Linked DNA regions of Homo sapiens: region 1 is linked to region 2. Evidence: chromatin loops called from intact Hi-C (ENCODE). Cell type or tissue: IMR-90. All regions are shown on one strand. Links, peaks and the distances in the headings refer to the core of each region. The heading gives the core; the rest is flanking DNA. Region 1 has its middle 17 kb from the start of CFAP161. Region 2 has its middle 7.3 kb from the start of IL16.

Region 1 (9,022 bases), core at 4,053-6,552, 73 kb after region 2:
AATATGTTATGGGGAAACATATTTCTAAAACTTATAAAATAGTTCTGATCTCTAAAATACTGATATGTAACAGACAAGTCAAGATTTCTTGCTTCCCAGGTTTTTGCTAAAAATTTAAGGTTGCTAAGAGTTAAACATTCTAATTAATATATATATATAACTTTGTATTTAAAATATACCAAAAAAGTCAGATGTGTTTTTGATGAAAAAAATTATAAGAAAAGTATACAAATATGCTCTCTGTTGAGAAAGAAAGAGTAATTTTGTCTAATTCAGAGGTTATTTGAAGGTTGTTTTAAAATACAGATTTAGGAAGGAAATAGAAATAAAATAAAATGGAACCAGCAAGTAGCAGATAGAAATGTAAAGTTATAAATATGAAAATATGTTTTTGGTAAAGAACATGAAAAAGAAAAGAGAATAATTTTGAATAAGAAAGAATCTTGCATGGTAAATTTTGTCCTAAAGTAAAATAATTGGTTATTTAAGATAGAGGAAGTATAGGAAAATGCAGAAAGCCCAAGTATGTCATCAGTGGTCTGAGTAGGTTGCAGTAAGTTTCATCAAAAATAATTTATAGAAGGAATTGTTTGTGTGATCAAATTGGCTATAATTAGAAGGAAATTATTTAAAAGTTTTTCTAAAGATTGAACTTGGACCTTAAAAATGCATTAATCCAAAATGTTAAAATGTGGTTCTCCATGTAAAAACAAGATTTTCTTAAAGTATTGATTTACTCTTAGTAGAATTGCAAGAGGTTTTGATTTTTAATTCTGAAACCCGTTTCTTTAATAGCCATCTTCTAAACTACAGACAGTTTCTATTTCATCCAGATATCTAATTAGTTTATCTAGTTTTAGGTTGGAAAATGCTGTGTTTTTCATTCAGAATGGTAACTTCATTTTTTGAGGTAAAATTTTCCTTTTTGAAACTTCTCAGATTTATATAAGTTCAACTTTTGCTGCACCTCACTGCATATGATTTGTAGGACATACGTCATTGCCTTCTGCTCTTTCTTCCCTTGAAAAGGTGTATCTTTTTGCTTGGCTCTGGTGATAACTCTCTCCTTCAACCTTTTTGTCAACTACTGTAACTTGTGTGTGTGTGTGGAGACGAGGTCTCACTATGTTGTCAGAGCTGGTCTTGAACTCCTGGCCTCAAGTGATCCTCCGACCTCAGTGTTCCAGAATTCTGGGATTACAGGTGGGAACCATTGGGCCTGGCCAATGGCTGTAACATTTTTTTCAGTTTTAGCTCTGTTGTTATGACCTGATGCTGACATTTTATTTTGGAGGTCTAGAAAAGCAATGTTTTCCTCCAATATAATTTGATTCCATACTCTTGGCTTTCCTTGAGGTGTCTGAATTGTTCCTTGTAGCCAGGAAACTTGTCATGCTATTACTAAGAGCCATGCATTCTCCTGGTCAAGGTATTAGTTTTCTTGTTTACATTTCTCTATAACATAGCATACAGTCATAATCCAGGATATACCCTTCATGTGTCTGATTAATTTGAGTTCCAGGTTATCTAAATGGGCTTCACCTAAGGAAGAGCAATCACACTACAGGAGGTTTTTCTTTAGCTTTTTGGTAATTGGCCTTAAAAATATATATTTTTTACATTTTATGAAGATAATACCTGCCTTGTCTTTATTAAGTTTTTTATTATTTAGGAAAACTGGGCTTTAAAGAGGTTAAGGTTTTAATATCCATGCAACTTTCTGTACTGCTTTTGAGCCTTTTATCACTCTGGATAATAACTTATTTTATAGTGACTGGTGATTCTGTTTTTTTAAATTTTTATTTTTTTAATTTTTTTTTAAAGACAGGATCTTGCTGTGTTGCCCAGGCTGGTGTTGAACTTCTGGCCTCCTGCACTGACCACCCAAAATGTTGGGATTACAAGCATGAACCACCATGGGGGCTGGGGCCTGTGATTGGGTTTTGATCAATTGTTTTGAACCTTTTAATGTCTTTGGCAGGTTTCCCCAGAATCAATATTCTAAATTATCTCTTTTTGACCTAAAATTAACTGGGATTTTCTGGGTGGGCCTCCAGAGAGCCCCAAAAAATGTCTCTCTCATCTTGTAGAGATACTAAATGATTAGACTTAGGTAAATTGTATGGGAGCCATTGCCAAATGGTAAGTGGTGCTGGATCTTCTTTCAGTTACAATTATGGGTATGCTATTAATATAAAGTTTCAAAAATTATATAACGTTATTAAAATCTGTTAATTTATTAAAAGTCATAATTTTATTGCTATGTTGAATGTTTTCTAAAGCTGTATTTGTGTGGCTATCTTATTAATATGAGTATTCTAACGATAATATAAAATTTATAAAAGATTATAAAAATTTATAAAAGTCCTGATGTGACACTCTCAGTCATGATTCTGGTTGTTATCTTAAAATACTGCATGTAGTAGAAATAAATAAATTTCTTTGTCAACTGGGAACTTTCATCAGATTTTAATCATGGCTAGTCTAAGTTTTTGTCATCTATAATTATTGTTTTGAATTCTTCTTTAAAAGTATTTGCAATCAGCTATAGTCTAAAATTGCTTTTCATGGAAAACACTCTAACAACAGATATCTGGTAACTTTAAGATCAATGGACTCAATAAAAATTTCCAGAGCCCTAATTTAAAAACCAATGGGTTCATAAAACTGCTAATTAACATCCAGCAAAACAAAACAAAATACATGAAACTAAGCAATTGATAAAAATAATGTTCTGACGACTCTTATTTAAAACCTTATTGGTTCTTTACTTAAATGTTTTCCAGATTTCAGGAAATTTTATCTCACAAGCTATCTATAGTTTATAATAATTTGGTAACGTATACAAAAATAGAAGCAATTGCTTCTTCTCCCTACCTGATTCTTCCAAAATTCAGAAACTATTCGTGAGTATTTTTATTTATATAAGTTCAATAAAAATACATTCTCTCTTGGGTGGTTTGGGGCGGGCCTCAGCTGGGCTCCGCTGGCGGGTCGTGCAGCCTCTGGCCTCGCTAGAGTACAGCCCGGTGCGGCCCTCGTGGGGCGCGGCTGCGTGTGCGCTGGTCCGGCCTGGAGGAATCGCCCCTTTGGTCTCCCGGGTTTAGCGCGACTGCCCGCCACCGCGAGCCCCCCGCGGACTAGCGCGGGGCCAGGTGGCGCTGCAGGCGGACGCCCCAGCGGGTGAGTGGCTTTCCCGCTGAGGGCGGCCCCGCGTGGCCTCCCACCCCGCTCCGGTCCCACAAGCAGCCGGGTTTCGTGCCCTCAGGTGGCTGTGGTTAACAAGCCGCGAACTTGTGGGAATTCGTCCATCAGGTTTACCTGGCGTGCTCGACGTTTTTCAGCTGAGATGTAAGAGTGTTTAAAGAGGGTTCGAGAACATGTCTTGGACAACTGCAAATCAAATGACTGGAAAATTGAGAGCTTAACAGCTGAATTTGTGAACTTAGAGTTCCTCCGTTTAATAAATGTAGGTTTGATTTCAATTTCAAATCTCCCCAAGCTGCCTAAATTGAAAAAATTTGTACTCAGTGAAAATAGAATCTTTGGAGGTCTGAATATGTCTGCAGAAAAACTTCCAAATCTCACACATTTAAACTTAAGTGGAAAAAAACTGAAAGATATCAGCACCTTGGAACCTTTGAAAAAGTTGGAATGTCTAAAAAGCCTGGACCTCTTTAACTGTGAGGTTATTAACCTGAATGACTACCAAGAGAGTGTCTTCAAGCTCCTGCCTCAGCTGACCTGCTTGGATACCTATGACCCAGAGGACCAGGAAGCCCCTGACTCAGATGCCCAGGTGGATGGTGTGGATAAAGAGGAGGAGGATGAAGAAGGAGAAGATGAGAAGGACTAGGAGAATGAGGATGGTGAAGAAGAGGAGTTGGATGAAGAGGAAGATGAAGACGAAGATGTAGAAGGGGATGATGACAAAGATGAAGTCAGCGAGGAGGAAGAAGAATTTGGACTTGATAAAGATGAAGATGGATGAGGATGAAGATGAGGATGAAGAGGAGGAAGAAAGCGGAAAAGGTGAAAACAGGAAGAGAGAAACAGATGATGAAGAAGATGGTTAAGACCCCAGACCACCTGCAGAAACAGAACTGTTCAGTATTGTTTGGACTATTCATGGATTTGGTAGCTGTTTAAAAAAAAAAAAAAAAAAAAGTAGCTGTGATACAAACCCCAGGACATCCACCCACCCAAAGAGCCAAAGAATAGGTTCTGTGACATTCTGCCTTCCTCCATTTAGTCCCTCTTGGTAATCTACCACCGAGCTTAGGGACTTCACCCCAACAAAATTGTAAGCATTGTTAGCTTTTTGTGTGAGACTCTTGCTGTAGCGTGGATAGCTGTGATTGGTGAGTCAACCATCTGTGGCTACCAATTACACTGAGATTGCGACAGCATTTTTACTTTCTGTACAACAAAAAAGCTTTGAAAATAAAATCTTAACACTGAATATATATAGTGTATATTATATATATATGTATAATCTCTTTATAAGTATGATACAATTGGAAACATTGGTTATATTACCAAGATTTTGACTAAAATATCATATTTAAGAATGTGCAGAAAATGCCTGGCTTCCAGAGTTCCCAGCCTCACAGTGAGTAAAAATTGTCACTTCCTGGCAGGTCCAAGAACCTTAAAACTGTATGTAAAAATCTAAAGTCTGCCTTCCTATGGATTCCTAGCCCCAAAAGGTTTTTTAATATGAGATTCCTAAGTGATCAGTGCAGAGAGAAAAGGTTAGTTTTCCAAAAACAACACTATAAGCCATCTGTATTGGATTGCAGCCTTGTGAATTGTTTACAAGTTCTCATTATCTACCTGTAGACTAGACTAGACCCTGAATTCTCCTAATTTTCTCTAATATTTGGCTACAACTCTCCAACTAAAAACAAAAGTTGCCCTATTCCTAAAGCCCTACAAGCTGAAACTAGACAAATTTTAAGAAACAAGCCTCATGCTCGGTGTATGAATCACACAAAAAACTCACCAAGCCACCCAATGTCATGACCAGAGATACTCACACTACAAACCAGGGGAAAAAGTTGATGTTTTCACACCATAAACAGCTTTTCCCAAGATGTTGAAATAAGACTCCAGGCCAGGCGCAGTGACTCAAGCCTGTAATCCCAGCACTTTGGGAGGCTGAGGCGGGTGGATCACCTGAGGTCAGGAGTTTGAGACCAGCCTGACCAACATGGTGAAACCCCATCTCTACCAAAAATACAAAAAAAATTAGCTGGGCGTTATGGCGTGCGCCTGTAGTCCCAGTTACTTGGGAGACTGAGGCAGGAGAATCACTTGAACCCAGGAGGCGGAGGCTGCAGTGAGCCAAGATTGTGCCACTGCACTCCAGCCTGGGCAACAGAGCAAGAATCCATCTCAAAAAATTTGTTCTTAATAAAATAAAATTTTTAAAAAAGAAATGACTCCATAACATAATGAGACTTTTACCTCCCTTAATGTAACCTTTTTCACTTGGCAAGTGAAATGGTGTAACCGAAATTCCACAGTTAATAGCTGGTAACCTAACGGAACCTACTCTAAGAAATCCTTTAGTAACCACTGGTTAAATAAGAAAACGTCTGTACTGTTGCTAATACTACATGCTGTACCTAAACACATTCTTCTCTGGAAAAGTTCAGACTTATGTTTACAACATAAGAAAACAGGCCACATGGTTACAACAGGTCTCACTTATTCCCTATAGTCATTTGATTCATTCAATTAATTGTCTTTAAGCCTAGATTCTGGTTGAGGTGGGAGTATTGCTTGAGCCCAGGAGCTCGCAATCAGCCTGGGCAACATAGTGAAACCCTGTCTCTGTTAAAAAAAAAAAAAAAAAATTAATTAGCTAGGCACAGTGGTACCTGCTGTAGTCCCAGCTACTTGGGAGGCTGACCATAAGAGATCACTTGAGCTTGAGAGATTGAGGTTGCAGTGAGAGGCAATGACTCCACTGCACTCCAGCTGCAGTGACAGAGTGAGCCCTGTCTCAAAACAAATGAAAAACAAAAGCCTAGGTTCTAGCTGAAACCCATTATGCAAACTAGAATTTTGTCATATAATTATTAATTTTTACTTTGTATTTTCCCTTTTTAAACTTTGGATCTGTTATTTATTAAATGTCTTCAGAAGTACGAAATAATACTGGCTCAGCACTTTGACATAATTGCAAAATTGAGCTTAGTAATGGATTCTAGCAGACTTGACTTAAAGCCACTTCCTCCAACCTTCCTCTTTACGCAAATGTAGCTAAAAGGGTTTTGACACTGACTACTAGTGACCAATTACCCCCCTCCACTGCTCCCAGTGTGACACAAGACCAACCACTGGAACAGGTTCATCCCAGCATCCAGAGACATCAAAACCTAACTACAGGTTGATTGTTCAGTGATGCTTTTGGAAAAAGATATTGATCAAAAACGGGAAATGTGAAAGTTATCAGAATCAAAATGGAGTCACTAATGCTAAAAAAAGAAAAAATTCCCTGACAAGTAGAGCCAGAGAAGGCCATGAAGAAAGAGTTTTCATGCTTGTATGCCTGATAATAAAAAAGACTGCACAAACCACAACCTTGCACAAAAGTCGTCACAAACTTATACAAAAAATCCTTCTGCAAAAACATCTTCCCAACAACTGCCTGTCCCACCTTGGACTTGGCATCACCCTTGTTATCGATCTTTTTAGCCAAGGATAATTGTTTCAAAACAATTATGCAATCCTCATTTTTTTTATTTTAAAAACCCTTGCGCCTGTAATCCTAGGACTTTGGGAGGCCGAGGTGGGCGGATCACAAGGTCAGGAGATAGAGACCATCCTGACCAACATGGTGAAACCCTGTCTCTACTAAAAATACAAAAAATTAGCTGGGCGTGGTGGTGGGTGCCTGCAGTCCCAGCTACTCGGGAGGCTGAGGCAGGAGAATGACGTGAACCCGGGAGGCGGAGCTTGCAGTGAGCCGAGATCGCGCCACTGCACTCCAGCCTGGGCGACAGAGCGAGACTCCGTCTTAAAACAAACAAACAAACAAAAACCCTCGTCTTCCTCTACCTCCATGAATATGCACTTAGTTTACTATGACATGCATATTCCCATTGCGATGTTCTATCCCCAAACATACATCTTTTCTTTCAGAGAGCCTCTCTCTGTTTGTTTAGATTGACATGTGAAAGAAGAGTCAATCAATGTGGCAAACTTCTTTGTTGTGTTATTTTAAGAAATTGCCATAGCCACCCTAATCAACCCCCACCCTCAACAGTCAGCAGCCAACAACAGCAAGGCAAGATCCTCCACTATCATAAAGATTACAACTCACTGAAAGCCCAAATGGCTCTAAGCATTTTTTAGCAGTAAACTATTTTTAAATTAAGATATGTACATTTTTTAGACATAAAGCCATTGAACACTTAATAGACCACAGTATAGTGTAAGTATAAATGTTTATATGCACTGGGAAAACAAAAATCTATGTGACTCACTTTAATGCAATATATGCTTCAGTGCAGCAGTCTGGAAACAAACCCACGTTATCTCTGAGGTATGCCTGTATGTTGTAGCAGCTCTGTCTATTTTTTCTCCATGCCCAGGGCTCATTGTTTTTGTTTGCTTGTTTGCTAGTATATTTGTTTGGCAACTGTGGTATTATAAGAAACATATTTGGTTTTTCTTCTTTGTTCTTGGCACAGAGCTCCTAAAACCCTTGGAATTTCCTGAATGATGAGAATGTCTTTTGTTATTCATAATAAGCTCCTTTTGATCACACTGAATTTATACGAATCAGGTAACTTAGGGTGGAGCCCTTAGATAGCCTCGTGATGGGACTGGCCACCAGAAGGACCAAGTGATTCGAGAGTGGAGACTTTTAGCTCCACTGACCCAGCTCCAAGAAGAAAGGTGAGGGGCTGGAGATTAAGCTCTGAGAGAACTCTTGAACAATAAATGTTGATGTGCTCCTGGGCTGGTGAACACATCGAGGTGCTGGGAAGGTGGCACCCAGAAAAGTCATGGAAGCTCTGCACCCCTTTCCTCACTCCTTACCCTATGCATCTCTTCCATTTGGCTGTTACTGAGTTGTATCCTTTATAACATCCTTTGTAATAAATCAGTAAACGCAGAGTACTTTCCTGGCTCTATGAGTCATTCTAGCAAATAATTGAACTTGAGGAGGGGGCCATGGGAACTCCTGATTTTACAGCCAGAAGTATGGGTGGCCCAGGACTTGCACTTGGCATCTGAAGTGAAGGCAGTCTTGTAAAACCGAACGCTTTTAGCCTGTGAAATCTGACACTAACTCCAGGTAGTTAATGTCAGAGTGGAATTTAATTGTTGGACACCCAGTTGGTGTCTGGAGAATCAATAATTGGTTGTTAGTGTTGGAAAACACTCCAGTGACCTTGGCTAGACTAGTTTGCTGAAGTCTATTTCCTGGACACTGTGCAGTCTCTGGTGTTACTCATTAGAGGGCACAGACTTGGGCATGAGCAGAGTCCCTTGACTCCCCAAATGAATCTTAACAAGATAAACAAAGTAACATAAAGAATCATCTCACAACTTACAACGCAGATGAATTTAAAAGCCAGGTGATAATAAAATAATAAATATGCAAGGGATTTTTTAAATTCTCCTTTTATTACTTTTTACTCTTTTTATCATAAAATATTCATTTTACATGTGATTATATCAAGTTTTAAATTTACATTCCTCAAAAACTCTCAAAGCCAAGATTAAAACAGAAATGCACTCATACATTATTGGATGCTGTGCAATTTACTCAGTATTACTTAGCAATAAATATCCCCTTAAAATCAGGCCACCACTCACCTCGCTTTAAAAGTATTATTTTGACATAAACTAGCTATATACTAGAAAACTTAATTTGCTATTGTTTTCTTTTTTATGATTTATGTATTTATTTTAGGGTCTCAGGTACATTAAATTGGATTATGACACACTCTCAGCAGTGGTCCTCTAGTTATTTAGCCGGTTATTTTTAAATAATGTAATA
Region 2 (9,022 bases), core at 3,315-5,814:
TTCTTTATGCTGTACACTTTTGGTCATGCGAACTGTATTATCATGAGCAGAATATAATTTAACAATTTTAACTAGTAATGTAACAATTTTAACTAGTAATGTAACATGACGCAGAATATAATTTAACAATTTTAACTAGTAATGTAACAATTTTAACTAGTAATGTAATGTTACTAGTAATGTAACCTGACAGTAATGGACATGATGATAATAAATTCTCTCTGCATTTAGCACTTTCAACTTAGACAGAATGTTGAGGCCAAAACTTGATGATTTTATTGTACGTCCCCACTTACGGATGCAAACACTGAGACTCAGAGAAGTTACATGTCCAAAAAGTGCACGTCCAAGGCTGTGCAGTCAGAAGCCATTGGTCCCTTGATTCCCGCTCCCCGGCTCTCTTCCCCTCTTTCCCTGGCCCACAGCAACATATAGATTCAAACCAAGGGTTTTAACTTCATACGAAAATTCTAGCTGACTTCCATGTAGACCATGCTGCCCTCTCTCTGGCCTTTTTTTCTTTCAAACTGTCCATCAGGCTTGCATCCTTTCAAAGTAATATTCCATCACTAAGATACTTACAATCACGACAAGCAACTGAAGCCAGTCCACAAGCAAATATACCACGCACATGCCAACAACTCCCAAATTCACTTCTCCAGGCCTGGACTTCTCCTTGAATTCTGACTCTTTTTTCCTACCACTTGCTTAACATCTTCAGCTGGGGTTTAACTTAAATTTCAAAAGTAACATTGCCTGGCTGTTATTCAGTGAGGCAAAAAAAAGGAACACTGCCAACAGTACTCTTGATTCCCCCCCTAATAAAATGTTTCTTCCCTAAACTTCCACATTTTGGTAATTGTCACTAGCATCCATCAATTTCCCAAGCCAAAATCCTCAGTATCAAGGTGGGAAGAACATAGCACAGGCTCTGAAGCCAAAATTCCTGGGTTCATCTCGCAGGTCTGTCCCTGCCCAAGTGCATGATCATAGGCAGGCAAAAAGGCACTTCTCTGTGGACTGGTTTTGTCATCTATAGGCTGGCTAGTGCACTAACATCCACCTCACAAGGTTTGTTTGGGCTAAATATGGTAATACTTGTAAGGTTCTTAGAACAGTGCCTGCCAGAATAAGCCCTCTGTGAGTTTTTATTCATCTTGATCCCTCCATCTCTCTAACCTTCCACATCACATCCAATTTATCAGTGATTCTCGTTGGCTCTATCCCCAGAAGCTATCCCACTTTCTTTCCGCTTCTCTCCATCTTCACTGCCGCCACCCTCCTCTTACCAGTGCCTCTTGTCTGATTATAGCTTTCACCTTCTAACTGGGATTCTGGTTCCTATGCAGACCTTCATAATCCATTTTTCACATAATAGCAGGTAGGCTTTTTGAAAATATAAATTGGATCAGCATAAAATTTGCAAGGGCTTTGAATTACTTTTAAAAACTGTTTTTTGTTTGTTTGTTTGTTTTTGAGACAGCATCTTGCTCTGTGGCCCAGGCTGCAGGGTAGTGGTATGATCATAGCTAACTGCAGCCTTAAACTCCTGGCTCAAGCAATCCTCCAGCCTCAGCCTCCCGAGTAGCTAGGACAACAAGCACATGCCACCACATTTGGCTATTTTTTCTTTTTTCTTTTTTTTTGTAGAGACACGGTCTCTCTGTGTTGCCCAGGCTGGTCTTGAACTCCTGGCCTCAAGCAGTCCTCCTTCCTTGGCCTCCCAAAGTGCTGGGATTATAGGCATGAGCCACTGCACCCAACCACTTTTTTAAAAATTTAATAAACTTTATTGTTCTGAGCAGTTTTAGCTTTACAGAAATATTGCATAGAAAGTACAGAACTCCCGAATACTGATCTCCCTCTCCACACACACAATTTCCCATACTATTAACATCTTGCATTGGCGTGGTACCTTTTTACAATTGATAAATCAATACTGATACATGATTATTAGCTAAAGTTCATGGCTTACGTGATGGTTCACCCATTGTGTTGTGCAGTTCTATGGGTTCTGACAAGTGCATAGCGTTATGGATCTACCACTGTAGTATCAGACAGAGAGATATATTTACTGCCCCAAAAATGCCCTGTGCTCCACCCCTTCCAAAGGCTTTGCGTTGTTTTCCAAAATAATACCCAAATTCCTTACAGTGTCCCAAAGGAGCTAAATGATCTCACCCTTGTTTATCTCCCAAACTCCAGCTTCCACCTCTGCCTCTCCTGCTCGCTGCATCCCACAGCCACCCTGGCCTTCTGGCTCTTTCTTGAATAAGCCATGCCCTTGTCACCCTAAGACTTCTGCCCTAGCTGTTTTCTCTTACAGGAAAGTTCCACTTCCAGATCTTCATATGGCTGGCTCTTCCCTGACTCCATCTCCTAAGTGGGATCTTTCTTGACCACTCAACCTAAACCAGGCACTCACCGTTACCTCTCCTTATTTTATTTTCTTCATAGAACTTGCCAGCATTTGAAGCTGTCTTGTTAGTCTGCTTGGGTACTTACATACCACCCATCCGCCCCATCTAGGTCCCACACAGGGACCTCATCAGCCTGTTCACTGTGGGGTCCCCAGCACTAGAGCATGCCTGGCCCATAAAGGGTTGATAAACATTTACTGAGTGAATCAATGCATAAATGAATGAATAAATGACTAATGCCATGTAATGAGTTTCTACATTTGTTTGTAGTTTTCAGTTTACAAAGAGCTCTTCCAGACATTTCCTTAGCGTAATTTATGTGATTAGGCCCAGGTTTAAATGGAACTTAAAAAACATATTCACAGTATCTCTCTTAGCTCCTAGAAGCCACAGATTAGGAAACAGAATGTTCTCTCCAAGGGAAGAGAGTTTAGTTCCAAGAGCATTCATGACCCTCCGGTTATGACAAGAAGAATCACTTGGTTTAATTCATGGCTCTAAAACAAATAAAAAGTACTCAGAGATATAGAACCTTGGCTGATTAATAACAGCAACAACAAGCATTTGTGCAGCACTTGCTGTGGGCCAGTGTGGAGGCTGAGGCAACTCCATCTTGGGTGCTAATCCCCCATGTTGGATTCTGATTAACTCCAGTTCCAGGAAAGTCTCGTAAGGTTTCTAGTCTATCTACTGTTCCTTGTATAAGAGCATGTACTTATCCTACCCTTAGGTCAAAACAATCTTGATGTTATTGTACTTACCATAAATCCTGACCTTGAGCAATCACCCTACCCATTCCTTCTGAAGCACTGTACCCTTCTCCTATGATATATAAACCCTGGGTCTGGGGTGTAATTGTGGGGATTCACCATCTTGTCTCGCCGTCCTAGACACAGACATGGCTTCTGGACATAAGTCCCTATTCAACATTTCTTTCTAAGAAACTGGATTTTTCAGCTTCTTTCTTTGGCCCCTCAACTTCCTCAGCCTTTGGGGGTAGGTTTGCATAGGCCTGCTCACCATGGAACAGCTAGACACAAGGCTAAGTACCATCCACACAGTATCCAGCTCCACAATTCACTTGGAGGGTTGGTACCATAATGATTTCCCCTTTTTCTTATAAGAAAGGGAGGAAGAGACATCACAGGGAGTAAAACAACTCAAAGCCCAAAGTACAGAGCCAGGATGTTAACCCAGGATTATCTGACAACAAAATCCAGTCAGTTCTTGTCCTTGTAACAAAAGCTGAGTAAGTAAACATTGCCGTGCTGAGCATCTGTAGATTCCTACCCATCCCCTTCAGCCCTATCACATGGGTGGGCTTAGAAAGGGTTAAACGCCACACTGGGAGGGAGTGGTCAGTGCCTGGGTGGTGCTATTTTTAAGGCCAATATTAGGATGGTTTGCACAGCACCACCTGGCAACAAGAAAAGGCCAGGTATTAATGAGTGACACACCCGGGGGAGAAGGGGGAGAATGTTTCCACTCAGCAAGACTTTGGCAGGAACCATGTGTTCAGTTTGGGGTCTTGCCTTTTACAAGGGTGTGGAGGCAGTTGAGTCCCTCGTCTTTTCTGGCTGTCACAGAATGTCCGAGATGCCCTGGCCAGGGGCCCTGGCCTGCGTGGCTTCAGACAGGACAAGGGTGGAGTTCGAGGTGGATGGTGCCCAGCTGTGCAAAGCAGTTATTTGTCCCACGCTTTCAGTCTTTCTGCCCACACAAGTATCTGAGGAACGCCGCTTCCTGCCTTGCATCAGAAAGCAACATTTTTAAAGATTAAGAAATCCCTACTTTCTTCTCTTAATTTGTTGTTGTCATGACATGACTGACTCAATAAGTAAAAATTTTAAATCCCTGCCCAAGAACACAGGCTTGTCTCTCCGACGCTTGAAGTTCCTCCAGATGCTTCGTGCATCCTTCCACCTCCACATGTCAGCACACTCTGCCCTTTCTAAGCAAGAGCTTCAACAAGCCCTGCCTCCAGTGAACTCTTGTATGTTTTTCAAGGCTTGGCTCAGAATCACCTCCTCCAGGAAGACTTCCCTGACACCCCCTCCCAACTCACACATTAAATCACTTGACTGGTCGTAGTGGATCAGACCTGTAATCCTAACTCTTTGGGAGGCTGAGGTGGGAGAATCACTTGAGGCCAGGAGTTCAAGACCAGCCTGGGAAAGACCCTGTCTCTACAGCAAGACTCTGTCCCTACAAAAATAAAAATGAAAAATTAGCTTGGTATGGGCCAGGTGCAGTGGCTCATGCTTGTAATCCCAGCACTTTAGGAGACCAAGGCAGGTGGATCATTTGAGATCAGGAGTTGGACACAAGCTGGGTCAACATGGAGAAACCCTGTCTGTACTAAAAATACAAAACTTAGCCGGGCACGATGGCAGGCTCCTGTAATCCCAGCTACTCGGGAGGCTGAGGCAAAAGAATCGCTTGAACCCAGGAGGTGGAGGTTGCAGTGAGCCAAGATCGTGCCACTGCACTCCAGCCTGGGTGATGTAGTGAGACTCCGTCTCAAAAAAAAAAAAAAAAAAAAATTATCTTGGCATGGTGGCATGTGCCTATAGTCTCAGTTACTTAGGAGGCTGAGGCGGGAGGATTGCTTAAGCCCAGGCTTAAGCCAGGAGGTCAAGGCTGCAGTGAGCCTTGATCATACCACTGCACTCCTTGTTTCAATAAATAAGAAATAAATAAGGAGCTGCCCTTCTGTCCTCCCAAAGCACTCCATGCTGAGTTCTCTCATCCGTGTGTCTGCCTTACCAGTAAGAGAATAAAGCCTTGCTGCCAGGGGCTGTGCCATATCTTTCTTTGTAGCCCTGGTATTGAGCATAGTACCTGACACAAACTGGATGCTAAGTAGCTGTGAGAGGAAGGGATGAGAAGAGGAAGAGAAAGAAGAAAAAAAGGCCGGGAGGAAGAAGGGCAAAGGAAGGAGGGAAAGAGGGATTCTTTGTGATCAGATGCATAGACACAGAGACAATATAGACACATCAACACATGGATCTAACCTGTTACAGGCATACGTATGCACGTGCACACCCTAGTCACAGGAGGGGTTTGCATTGAAAAGAGCACTGGTCCAGGAGTCCAGCAGCCTGAGTACCTATCCCCTGGGCTGCTGCTGACTAGTGTCTGACCTGAGGGAAGCCAGTCCTCTTTCTGAGCATCAGCTTCCTCATCTGTAAAATGGGTTATTATAAGACTTATACAGAACGCTCTCACTGCCTGAAATACAGTGGACGTTCAACACGTACCAGCTCTGCCTTCCCTCAGCTCCATCTCGCCCGCAGTGCTCCACACACCCTCTGCAATGGGAAGAAAAGAACAGCAGTGTGCAAGAGCCAGAAATGCCTGTGTCTATACCCTCCCCCTCTCCACCTCATAACAACATAGCGATTCAGACGGCTGAAAGCACATCTGCCCGACACTACCTGCAATCTATTTTGTGCTGTTTTTGTATTCATCTTGCTAGCGAAAGGTACATGCATTGCCTCCAATGCCCATTCTAGTCTGGACTGCAGCAGGAAATATGAGGACAACTCTAGTGGGAACAGCTTGGCACCCATCACTGGGCCTTAGGGTCCATGGGGGCTCAGGTGAGGCCCTCAGGATAAACAAGGACATACAAAGCCTCAATACAGTGCTCACCACCCATGGGGCCCCTGCTCCATCTCCTCTTCCCTGGCCTGTTTCTAACCTCACTGTCAGAACCCAAAACTGCAACCCTAATCCCAAGCCCAGAGATAGCCAGGACCACTCTCCGTACCTTGTTGCCCTTTAGCCCAGAATAACCCATGGCTTGGTGCTGCTTTCTTATCCCAGAACCCCCAGCCAAAGTCTGCACTTGAACTCATCATGAGGTCTGCTCACCACAACTGGGGGCCTTTGCAGGCAAAGGTTCTGCCCCCACGGTCAAAGGAGGACAAAGCAGGTGCCATACTTTATTTAATCAGGTCTTTAAAGTTAGCAACAAGTTGTGTATTATCAGCAAAAATTGAAAGCAACTGAGAAGGGCACAAAAGAGCTTTATGGGGTGATCATGATGGTAATTTTTTTGGGTGGGGGTGAACAAAGTCTTACTGTCACTCAGGCGGGAATGCAGTGATACAATCATAGTTCACTGCAAACTCAACCTCCCAGACTCAAGCAACCCTCCTGCCTCGGCCTTCCAAGTACCTGGGATTACAGGTGTGCACCGTCACACCCAGCAAATTTTTAATTTTTTTAGAGATGGGGTCTTGCTATGTTGCACAGACTGGTCTTGAACTCCTGGGCATCAGCCATCTCCCTACTCAGCCTACAAAAGTGTAGCGATTACGGATGTGAGCCACTGCATCCAGCCAGTGATGATAACATTTTATGCCTTGCTAGGGGTGTGCTTTACACTGGGATATACACTTTTCACAATGAACTGAACAGTGCACTTAAGATACATACATTTCACTGTATGTAAATCTTACCTGAAAGAACAACAGTAAACAAATATTGAAAGTTAGATGTATGATGAAGTCAAGTTCCACCCTGGAAGGTTCGCCAGTGTAAGTAAGTGCACACACATAGTCTGCCTCCAAAGGGAGATCACCTATATCCTCACCCTACTTTCTACTAGAGAGGAAGCCAGGGGGGCTACTTTGGGCCCTCAGGTACTCTTTATTTAATCCCCAACTTATTTGGAAATGCATTCAAAAATGAGATGGATAGCCAGGCATGGTGGCTCACTCTTGTAATCTCAGCACTTTAGGATGCTGAGGCAGGGAGGATCACTTGGGGACAGGAGTTCGAGGCTCCCCTGGGCAACATAGTAAGACTTCATCTCTATATTTAAAAAAGAAAAAAATGAAAAAAAAAGATGGATGCATGGATGGACAGAGGGATGGAGAGATGGATAGATGTGATAAAGCAAATATACTAAAATGTTATTTGTAGAATCTAGATAGTGGACATAGGTATGTTGACTACAATTCTTTCCTCTTTTCCATATGTTTGAAAATATTTATGATGATATTTTGGAAAACATAAAATTGAAAGCAAGCCAAGATGTCCATAATTGGGGAATGGTTAAATAAATTACTGCACAGGCATCTGATCTGTTTTTCTGAGGTTGGTAAGACTGGTGGTTCAGATAACTTTGTCGGAACTGAGAAGTTATCCACAACCCAATGTCGAGTGGAAGCATCAGCATGTGAGCAGTATGGATATGTAGAAAGCTCACCGTGCTTTTTCAGCTGCATACTGCTTACTAAGAGTACAGGCTTTAGGATGGAATAGACCCGCCTGTGTTCAAATCTGTCCTGCCACTCACCACCTGGTTAAACTCCCTGTGTCTTGTTTTGGTTCACCTGAGAAGTAAAGACAACAGCATGTACCCCACAGTGCTGTAGGTAAAAATAAAAAATAAAAATAAAAATAAAGCGCTGTAGGTAAGATCAAATGAGTCAGTGCTCATGCAGGTTGATCCTAAATCAATGCCTGGTGCTGAAAGCACTCAGGAAGAGGGAGCTGCTGGTATTACTGAGGGCTTTCCAGGGTTCAGGGCGAGGCCTCTGGTAGTGAGGGATGCACACTGAGGGGTTGGCTGCCAGATGTGGGGAACAGAGACAACTGGCTGATACACAGGCAAAACCTTGCCCCACCAGCAAAAAGATCTTATTCCCTTAGCTAACAAGTCACCATAATTTGTTTAAGATGCTGCAAGAAAAACAGACTGGATGGATGTACACTTAAAAAACTCACAGTGGCTAGGTTAAGCTGGTAAGATTTAAAACACTTTCTTTTCCCATCCCTATTCTACAATTCGCCCATTTGCTTCTCCATCTCTGCCCCAGTGTAACTCCCACACACCCTTCAGAAAACAACTCAAATAGCACCTCCTCAGGGAAGCCCCACGCTGATCTGCCAGACTAGGCCAGTTCCCTGTTACAGCCTCCCATAGAACTTAACCCTCTTTGCCGTTATATTTATGTGTGTACAGTTGTTTGTTTAATGTGTCCCATTAGATCCCCAGAGCCCAGCACAGTGCTTGAAGCCTAGAATACTCTAAATAAATAATTTGTTGAAAATAAATTCCAGGCTGGGCACAGTGGCTCACCAGCCTGAGCAACATAGGAAGACTCCATCTCTACAAAAAAATAAAATTTAGCCAGGCATGGTGGCACGCTCCTGTAGTCTCAGCTACTAAGGAGGGTGAGGTGGGAGAACTACTTGAACCCAGGAGGTTGAGGCCATAGTGAGCCATGATCATGCCACTGCACTCTAGCCTGGGCGACAGATGAGATCCTGTCAAAAAAAAAAAAAGGAAAAGAAAAGAAAAAAAGCAATGAAAATGAATTCCAAGTGTTTGGGAAAGTGATTTCACTCTTTGTATATTGAAAAGTAAATAGGAAATTAGGAGGAGACGGAGAGTAATAAAACTATATCCATGCTTGTCCCGGGCAACATTACATAGCTCTTAACTATCAAAGACATATGGCAGTGTGTCATGTGGTTTTACTTTTTTTATTGGAGAGACGTTGGGGGGATGGTGGGGGAAGGTGTGCAGCAGAATCCTCCTCAAACCCTACGCCCCACCCTCCAGCCCTATGCAGAGCCTCCCTCTG

What was found. Hi-C counts contacts between places; a loop is a spot of excess contacts. Peaks named below come from ENCODE experiments on the same cell type or tissue, not always from the same donor. Only the 100,000 strongest peaks of a DNase experiment are listed, where the experiment ranks them.
Region 1: a loop joins it to region 2, with 5 times the contacts of the local background. A loop is called at or near these places in 3 of 110 quality-filtered maps.

What each region holds. Positions count from the first base shown.
Region 1 is chr15:81,112,689-81,121,710 of GRCh38, reverse strand. It overlaps a transcript of CFAP161 not described here and the pseudogene ANP32BP3. Among named protein-coding and RNA genes, the nearest start is that of CFAP161, 17 kb to the left of the region's middle. In IMR-90, for the core only: no CTCF peak of the experiment used is centred there; DNase peaks (open chromatin) are centred at 4,370 and 5,060; H3K27ac peaks cover 838 bases.
Region 2 is chr15:81,185,062-81,194,083 of GRCh38, reverse strand. It overlaps a transcript of IL16 not described here. Among named protein-coding and RNA genes, the nearest start is that of IL16, 7.3 kb to the left of the region's middle. RefSeq lists an enhancer at 3,352-4,551. In IMR-90, for the core only: no CTCF peak of the experiment used is centred there; a DNase peak (open chromatin) is centred at 4,303; H3K27ac peaks cover 2,241 bases.